Regions from separate parts of the Homo sapiens genome. Here regions 1 and 2 are each linked to region 3. A link is a contact called in ENCODE Hi-C data. All regions are on one chromosome and are shown on one strand. Each heading gives the region's core, a stretch centred on a gene start or an enhancer-like site at or near the end of the contact. The rest is flanking DNA. Distances are from core to core; before and after follow the strand shown.

Region 1 (2,717 bases), core at 175-2,674, 2.6 Mb before region 3:
ACTTCAACCTCCACCTCCCGGGTTCGAGCAATTCTCCTGCCTCAGCCTCCCGAGTAGCTGGGATTACAGGTGCACAACACCACACCTGGCTACTTTTTGTATTTTTAGTAGAGACGCGGTTTCACCATGTTGGCCAGGCTGGTCTTGAACTCCTGAACTCAGGTGATCTGCCTGCCTTGGCCTCCCAAAGTGCTGGGATTACAGGTGTGAGCCACCACGCCTGTCCAACAAGTATTAATTAAATGAATAATGGGTTAAGGATTTTTGAACTTTGTCCTGAAAATGATGGTGGGTCAATGATGCAGGGTGGAACAATGGATGAAGGGCTAGGAAGCAAGTCATCAATTTCTTGCTATAAATGATGACAAGGACTCGAATGGTCATCCCTTTGTAGATGAAAGCAAGAGACTTGGTGTTGGGATGAGGATGAGGGGTGGCCTCCGGGTGATGGTGCCATCTGTGGAGATGGAATAAGTGGGAGGAGGGGCAGATTTAGGAAAAGATGAGTATTTCCATTTGACACATATTCAAGATTTGTAGGTCTAAAGCTCAGCAGAGAGGCTGGGGTTAGAGAGCGAGGCCTGGGAATCCCTGGTGTATAAGGGGTGGTAGAGGCCCCGGGTCTGGATGGTGTGACACAGGTGGTCGTCAAGTGACCATGCACTACTTGTTGTTCACAAGTCCCAGGGCTTTGTCTCCCCAGCAAGACTGGGTATTCTTTGGGGATGGAAATACTTTCCACTACAGCACTAAGTACACAGTACACAGCTCATTGCTAGGAAGATAGTCAAGAACAGAACTTGTAGAGCAGAAAGGAACCTTCAAAACCAAGTTATAGGAGAGAACTGAGGCCCTACATGGTTAAATCACATGCCTGAGGTCACTCAGCTAAGCAGCCACAGAGCTGGCTGTAGGATCAGGTCTCCAGACTGCCAGTCCGGTACCCTTCTGAGAAGGCCGCACTGCCTCAGAGCTGTGAGTTGAGTGAGCTGAGAAAGGTGACAGGGCTTGGGCTTTGGGCTTACTTAGCTTCTATGAGCCTGCGTTTCATAATCAACAAGATTGTCAGGGGTTAACTGGGACCATGCTGCATGTAAAGCATTGTGTCTGGAACACAATAGGTGCTCAATATGTGTTTACTTTCCATTCCTTTCTTCCAAGAAGACCAGAATTTGCAATGACAAAGAAAGGATGCAAGAGTGATGGATGCAGTTGGCTGCTGCCACCTGAAAGGCTGCAAGACTGAGAGGTGAGTGACATGACCCCGGGCATCACATTCCTCATCAGCAGACAGAAAGTGGCTATTGCTTTCCTCCAGAAGGTGTGCAAGTAGAAGCTTTGCTCCTGGTGCCAGAGTGAGCCTGTGGCTGCTTTCCCTCCCACACTCCTCACTCCTTTCTTGGCTCCGCCCTGCTGACTCAGTGACGCAGCAGGAGGAAACTGCTCGGGCTGCAAGCAGTCTTCCAGGCTTTGCGGCTGCCAAAGGAATAATTGAGACGTCTGAGTTGAGCAGGTAAGGCAGGCAGAAGGAGGAAAGCTAGAAAACCTCGATAAGTCGATCCTGAAGAATTCTTGGGCTTTGGAGACTGGAGAGGCCAGGGGCTGGAGGACTTGGGAAGTGGGAGGGGAGCTCCCAGCCCTTGGCTGCCCGGAAGGATCTTCCTCCAGTGCCCTTCCAGAGTTCTGTCAGAGTCCACACGTCATTTATCCATGTCCTCAGTTTCTCAGGCATCTCTTTGCGACTTACTCAGGTCGCACAGAGAAAGTGAAATTGAAAGCAGGATTGTCTGTTGGAGTACTTCCGCAGGCTCGTCTCTTCTCTACTCTGATGCGTCACTCAGGGCTTCCTTGATATTTCCTCTCCTTCCCGGCTCCTTTGTTTATACCAGCCCACCTCACATCTGATTGTAATGGGGACGGTCTACACAAACACTTTGGTTCAAAGATTTCATTGCCTGGTGATCGTGTATGTGTTGCACAATTAATTAAACTTCTAAGAGGCTAATCAATTAACCTCTGAGGCTTTGAAACTGTCAGAGTGGTGAGATTGCTGAAAAAGGGTTGCTTCGTGAATTCTATAGCAGATGCAGTTATTTAAATATTCAGGTAACAGTTTCGGGCTGTCTGATGATTGAACTGGATCTGTAATTCTCAGATCTGATTGACAGTTGGACGAAATTGATAGCTGCCAGTTGCCTATTCGTGTAGTAGCTATATGCACATGTGTAGGGAGAATAGAATTCACTAAGCAATTTATTTTTTCATAACGGGATATAATTAGCTCTAACATTCATTGAGTGGCTAATATTTGCAACACTCCATACTTTAATGTACTTTACACACATGACTGTATTTATTTTTGTCTCCATTTCAGGAAATAGAAAATTGAGATTCAACAATCCAAGGTTACAGGAAGTAATAGTAAAAAATTACACAGCCACAAGCTCAAACTTAGATCTCCCTAAGGTCAGAGTACAAGCTCTTTTCACTACTGCAGATACTCCTTGACTTATGATGGGGTTACATACAGATAAACCCATCCTAAATTGAAAATATTGTAGGTCAAAAGCACATTTAATACACCTAATCTACTGAACGTCATAGCTTATCCTAGCTTACCTTAAATGTGCTCAGAACACTTACATTAGGCTACAGTTGGGCAAAATCATCTAGCTCAAAGCTTATTTTATAATAAAGTGTTAAATGTCTCATGTATT
Region 2 (2,700 bases), core at 58-2,557, 2.1 Mb before region 3:
GTTATGGTTTCAAACCCTATGAAGAAAGCTGTTGAGTTTCTATCCACCTGCATATTTTTTATTATTATTTTAGTTAGGTGTGCTTTTTTCAAAGATAAACACTCTATTCCTTTTGCTTCTTCCAGTTTTCAACTGAAGATGTGGAGACCTCTCCTCACAGATGTGTTTTGAAAATTTAAAAGCATTTTAAACAGCAACCTAAGTAAATTAATTATTCAAGACAAGACACAGACCTCTTTAATTGCTTCAAAGAAAGTAAAATACCGGGTAACTTGTCAGGTATTTGTCCAAATCTTCTTTTCCCACAACTTCTGCTCCAAAGATTATGCATTTAGTAATAATACAAAAATCTATTAACAATATTTAGATTAATACTAAAATTTAGTAATAATTTAGAAATCTCTAGTTTGAACTATTCATGAGGAAATTACAAACTACTACACATCTCTAACTGGTAGCATTCACATGCCAGCTGTGGTCTATTATTTGGTGACATGCGGGGACTGCTTCTAAGTTGTTTGAGGGGCTTCTATTTTCTGAATATATCAAGGACAAGATGATGTGACCTGCAGCCCATTGGGGGTCAAGGGGAAAGGTGGTAGAGGTGAGGGATAAGAGAAGTAAAATGTAAGTGCAAAGGCTTTATTCTCTCTGCTTATGGATCTTTCCTCATATCCCCGAACGGAGTCCACCAATTCTGCTTCCCAGTAAACAGCCTATGGGGCACCTGCCTGTAAATACCTGGAGCATCATCAGGTTGGGGGGCGGGGAATTAACAAACACCCTAAAGCCTTTGAGGTAGAAGCAACGCAGGCCCTCTTATAATGTGGGCCAACCGCCCGGCCCCAGGCTCCGCGGATCCCGCCCGGAGTGGTCTCCTGGATCCTCTCTCCTCGGGCGGGCGTCCGGTTCCCGCGCGCTCCAAAGGGCTGCCCGCAGGCCGAGACCACAAGGGGGCGGCGCCTGACCCACTCAGCGGGCAGAAAGCGCTGCCTGCTCCGCTCTCCAGGCGCCGCCCCGGCTCCCGGATGTAGGGTGCTCTCCGCCCGCCCCGCCCCCCGGGGGGTGTGGTGCCCTCCGTCCGCCTCGCCCCCCTCACCCGCAGGCCACCCGGCTTCCCACCGGATGGCGGCGGCCGGGTCCTGGAGGCCCGCAAGGCGGGCGCCGCTCAGCGATCTTCGCTGATGGGCCGCGGCGGTAAAACCTGCCCCGCCCACTCGCGGTAAGCAAAGGTACGGCCCCCCAGGCCCCGCCCCCTGTCCTGACAGATAAGCCTCCTGGCCAACCAGGCTTCTCATCTTCCTCTTAAGTTTTGCTCCGTATCCCCGCCCCAGCTTTGAGCCCCACCCCCAGCGGACAAGCTCCGCCTCCAGCCCGCCTCAGAGGAAAGTGAGCTACAGGATAGGAAGCTGCGGGTCTGCGCAGCCTGAGTGCACAGAGTACCTGTAATGCCTGTGGTGCCGGCCGGGAGGGTTGGGCCCAGAAGAAGGCAGACTAGCCCCTGCCCTGCCCAACTTCAGTCCAGCCAAAGAGAAGTAAACGAGGGAGTGGGTGTTAGGTAAGGAAAGTACCCTGACCGGACGGGTTAGGTGAGAAGGTTTCTTGGAGGAACTGAGACCGGAAGATGGAAGGAATTCGCTAGGCCAGAGGCGGGAGGGTGCCCAGGGGAGGGGACAGAGTTCCAGTAAGAGAAAATAGCAGGCCTCGGTGAGAGGATCACCATAGGTTCCAGAAACTAAAACAATTTTTGACCAATATGGCTGGAGCATAGAGTAGTCCAGCAAGAAATAAAGCTGGACAGAGAATGGAAGTCAGATTCTAGAAGACTCTAGAGGTTCACACCTCTAGAGGCTTTTAAAGTGGGAACGTGGCATAATCAGATCTACATTTCATAAAGGTCACTCTGCAGAGTGCATTGGGAGAAGATCAGACTAGGGACAGGAAAATCAGAAGACTGGCATTGATGTGGACTAGGATGGGGGCAGTGAGGATGAAGAGAGAGGGGTGGATTTGAAAGATGTTTTGCACATAGAATTAACAAATTTTGGATGAGGTGGCAGGGTAGGTGAGAATTCAAGAGAATGAAGAGTAAAGATGATTTATTTCTGCATCAGCAAGGTCAATGGTGACCATACAAGTTATCGCTCGCTCCCCTCCATATTTTTAGCACTTTCAGAGCTGTTACCTTACTGCCTTGAGTGTTTCTCTTTTGCGTAGAGAATTTATTGCTGTTCCAGATTAGAGCTTCCTTGAAGAAATGGACATCTTCAGGTTTTCCTTTGCTTAGATTGTACCGCAAATTACCCATTTGATCATTTGCTGAATGATCCAATGAATCAATGGCCCCAAGGGTTTGATCCTCAAAACTAAAAAAAAAAGCTGTCAGAAAGGCCAGTCCTCAAGAGGTACATTTATAGTCATGTGCCCCATAATGACATTTTGATCATCGATGGACTACATATATGACATTAGTCCCATAAGATTATAATGGAGCTGAAAAATTCTTATCACCTAGCGACAAAGCCATTGTAACACTGTACCGCAATGTATTACTCACATGTTTGTTGTGATGCTGGTGTAAACAAACCTACCATGCTGCCAGTCATATAAAAAGGTAGCACACATGATTATGTGCAATACATAATACTTCAAAATGATAATAAACGACTGTTACTGGTTCATATATTTACTGTATTATAC
Region 3 (2,715 bases), core at 214-2,713:
GCACTGACAGTTCAAATGATTCAGATTTATTTCATTACATTAAATAAAATTTGTCAATTTAGCACACCGAAACTAATTATTATACGCCCATGGCTTTGAAGCAACTTCCAGCATGGGTCTAACAATCCCTCAAAGTCACAATTCCATGTCATTAGCAGTGCATTTCCTTGTTTAAAAACAATATATTAAACGAAGAAATTTTCAGAATGGAGGGCAACTTTTAGTATTTTATCATTGTTTCTACAGAACTTTTCAGATTGTTACTAGCTCTGCCAAAGATAGTCTTTCTTTTAAAACTCTTCAAATACAGGGCAGGAGGTATCGTTAACATGGCAACAATAACGACTTCCCCAAATTCAAAACAAGGATCACCATCAAAACAAAACAATCAGGTGGAGTACATGGATATTGATCACTATTTCTGACAACCTGTTTTTTCCCATATGAAGGATTTGCTACTGCATTAAAACATTAAAATCTATGCCTATGTGCAACTTTCTATCTGAATATTTAAAATCCAGGCAAATTCCAATTCATATCTTGTGACATTAGCTAAATATTACTTAGCATGTTGAGCTGCATTTAAAAGGCAGAGGAAAATACTGACAACTTCCAAAACATAAAGCCTTTTAAATCTTTCCCCAAATTATCTGTGAATAAACTACCTTCAGCAGCCGCTAGACTAGAGTAGATCAAAGTTTTCCCTATACTTGAGAATGTGATCCCCACTGAAAAGGAACAGAAACTGATCATCCCTGCCACTGGAGCCAGTCCCCGGAATCTCCCCAAATACGCCTGATCGCCAGATGAAGAAGGGACACTTCTCCGGGCAGCAAAGGCTAGAGGTATCTTACCTCTGCAGGCTAGAGGAGGGGTGGAGGAGGCGGGAGGACACTGGCACGTAAGGAAGGAAATTCCGTCTTCAGCAGGCACTGGTGGGACCCGAAACCTAGGTCCCCGAAAAGCCTCAGAACCCAGGGAGGTTCCCCGAGGGGGACGCCAAGCAGGGCCAAGACTCTCCGCGCCCGGCCCCGCCTCTCTTGCCGCCACCGGGGACCCGGGACCGCGGACAGAGACAGTTGAGGCTGAGCGAGACTCCGCGGTCCCAGCCAGGTCCTACAGGAGCTCACCTGAGAGTGTCGCCTCCGCCCTCGGCTACCACGGTGCATCCCGCGGAGCCTGGCGGAGGGTGCAGTGACGCCGCCCCGACCGGCCCCAGGGCTGCCCGGCCTGGCCTCCCCGCTCCGGGGACGCACCGGGTGCCCTCCTCGCACCGGCTCCGGGGATCCGCCGGTCCGCTGGGAAGGAAGACAAGGCGGAAAGGCTGCCTCCCCTCCCTCAGGGCAAGCCACCCCCCGAGCTGCGGCTCCCTGCAGTTCTCTCTGGCGCAGGTCTGGCCCCGCTCCCCGGCCCGGGAGTCACTTCGTCAGGGGCGGCCCAGTCGCCATTACAGCCCAACAACTGACACGGAGGAGGAGCGGCGCCAGCGGCAGCGGCTGTGGCGGCGGCGCGAGGCAGGGCGGGAGCAGTCGGGCCCAGGCAAACCTCGCGAGAACTGTCCCGAGACAGTGCCACAGGCATGCCAACCTTCGGTTAGGGCCATGTTGAGTGTGGCCGAAAGGTGGGAGCGAAATAAAACAAGGAGCAGAACCGCGAAGAAGCCATGTTTGGTGCGTCGAAGTTTAAACTCGTAGGACTTGGGAGGAGCCAAGGTATATCCGCAGAAGAGACCACCCCTGCCCTTTCGCTTTGACGCTCATTGGGCCTTTTGGCTGCGCATTTCACCCCGGGCTGAGAAAACAAGCTGGGGATTCGACAAGAATGAACTCAAAGTCTGGAAACGGCAGCTTCTGAGAGTTTACAATGTTTCACCAACTGTCGTCCAAATAAGTCGTCACCCCTGTCAGAGTAGTTGCAGCTCTGCCGTTACCCACTGCTGTCACTGTGGCCGTTTTATTCGCGAGGGTTACAGTTCTGTTTAGCATGCATCTAATGACTTAAGACTCCACGCAAGTAAAACGGAGTTTCCTCCCATTAAGTATTGGCTTTGCTTTAACAGTGCTTTGAGAGGCTCTCTGTGGCCAACATATCTTCTCATATCTTTGTCCTCGTTTCCCAATCTCCGCGTGGTGAAATCATCTATCAAGACTTGGCTTAAAGGACCTCTCTTCTGCAAATAATGCCATCTTCCGCTAGGTGCTCACTGCACACAGACTCGCCGCCCACCACTTCTGTCCACCTTCTGAACTCCGATAGTTATTTACCCAGAGACTGTTTCTCATCTTTAAGTGTCGTGAAGACTTTAAGATCTGTTTTATCTCTCTATACCCCAAAATGGCCTAGCACAGTAACTAGGACATTGTAGGTGCTCAATAAATGTTTGTCGAATATCAATGACAGCAGGAGGCAGTAAATGGTCCCTCTTTGTAGGGCCTACAGCTGTGCCTGAGTAGGATGTACAGAAGTCCTGCATACGTGTGAAGTGTCTCCAGGAAGCTGCACTGGAGGGGACAGGAAATGTGGGTAATCGTATGGTGCAAGTGGTAGCAAAAAAGACAACATAAGGAAAATGTTATTTAGGTTTTGCCCAGTCTTGCTGTTTAAAGCCCTGTGTTAGATGCTTTTCATGCGCTATTTTACTGAATGTAAACAACCACCTTATTAAATATACTCACTTTTTTAAAACGAAGAAACACGTACTGGCCGGTCACAGTG

What was found. A loop is a pair of places that touch in the nucleus more often than their neighbours do. Pooled maps may share reads with other maps.
Region 1: a pooled map shows a loop between it and region 3 (10-fold over the local background). The contact joins the promoter of RNASEL here to the promoter of CEP350 in region 3. A Hi-C loop is called at or near these places in 5 of 50 pooled maps.
Region 2: a map of naive thymus-derived CD4-positive, alpha-beta T cell shows a loop between it and region 3 (13-fold over the local background). The contact joins the enhancer-like site here to the promoter of CEP350 in region 3. A Hi-C loop is called at or near these places in 1 of 168 maps with a recorded cell type or tissue (naive thymus-derived CD4-positive, alpha-beta T cell), 1 of 37 single-sample maps with no recorded cell type and 8 of 50 pooled maps.

Annotation. Positions count from the first base shown.
Region 1 is chr1:182,587,963-182,590,679 of GRCh38, reverse strand. It overlaps RNASEL (ribonuclease L), which reads left to right and starts at 1,424. Exons shown (of 7, transcript NM_021133.4): 1 at 1,424-1,513. RefSeq lists an enhancer at 1,549-1,708.
Region 2 is chr1:182,028,343-182,031,042 of GRCh38, reverse strand. No RefSeq gene overlaps it. Among named protein-coding and RNA genes, the nearest start is that of ZNF648, 32 kb to the left of the region's middle. RefSeq lists a silencer at 926-1,315. Within about 2 kb of position 1,307, at least 30 of the 41 ENCODE cell types and tissues checked have a DNase peak (open chromatin) inside an H3K27ac peak, as active enhancers do.
Region 3 is chr1:179,953,558-179,956,272 of GRCh38, reverse strand. It overlaps CEP350 (centrosomal protein 350), which reads right to left and starts at 1,463. Exons shown (of 38, transcript NM_014810.5): 1 at 1,131-1,463. RefSeq lists a silencer at 1,029-1,478 and an enhancer at 1,266-1,767.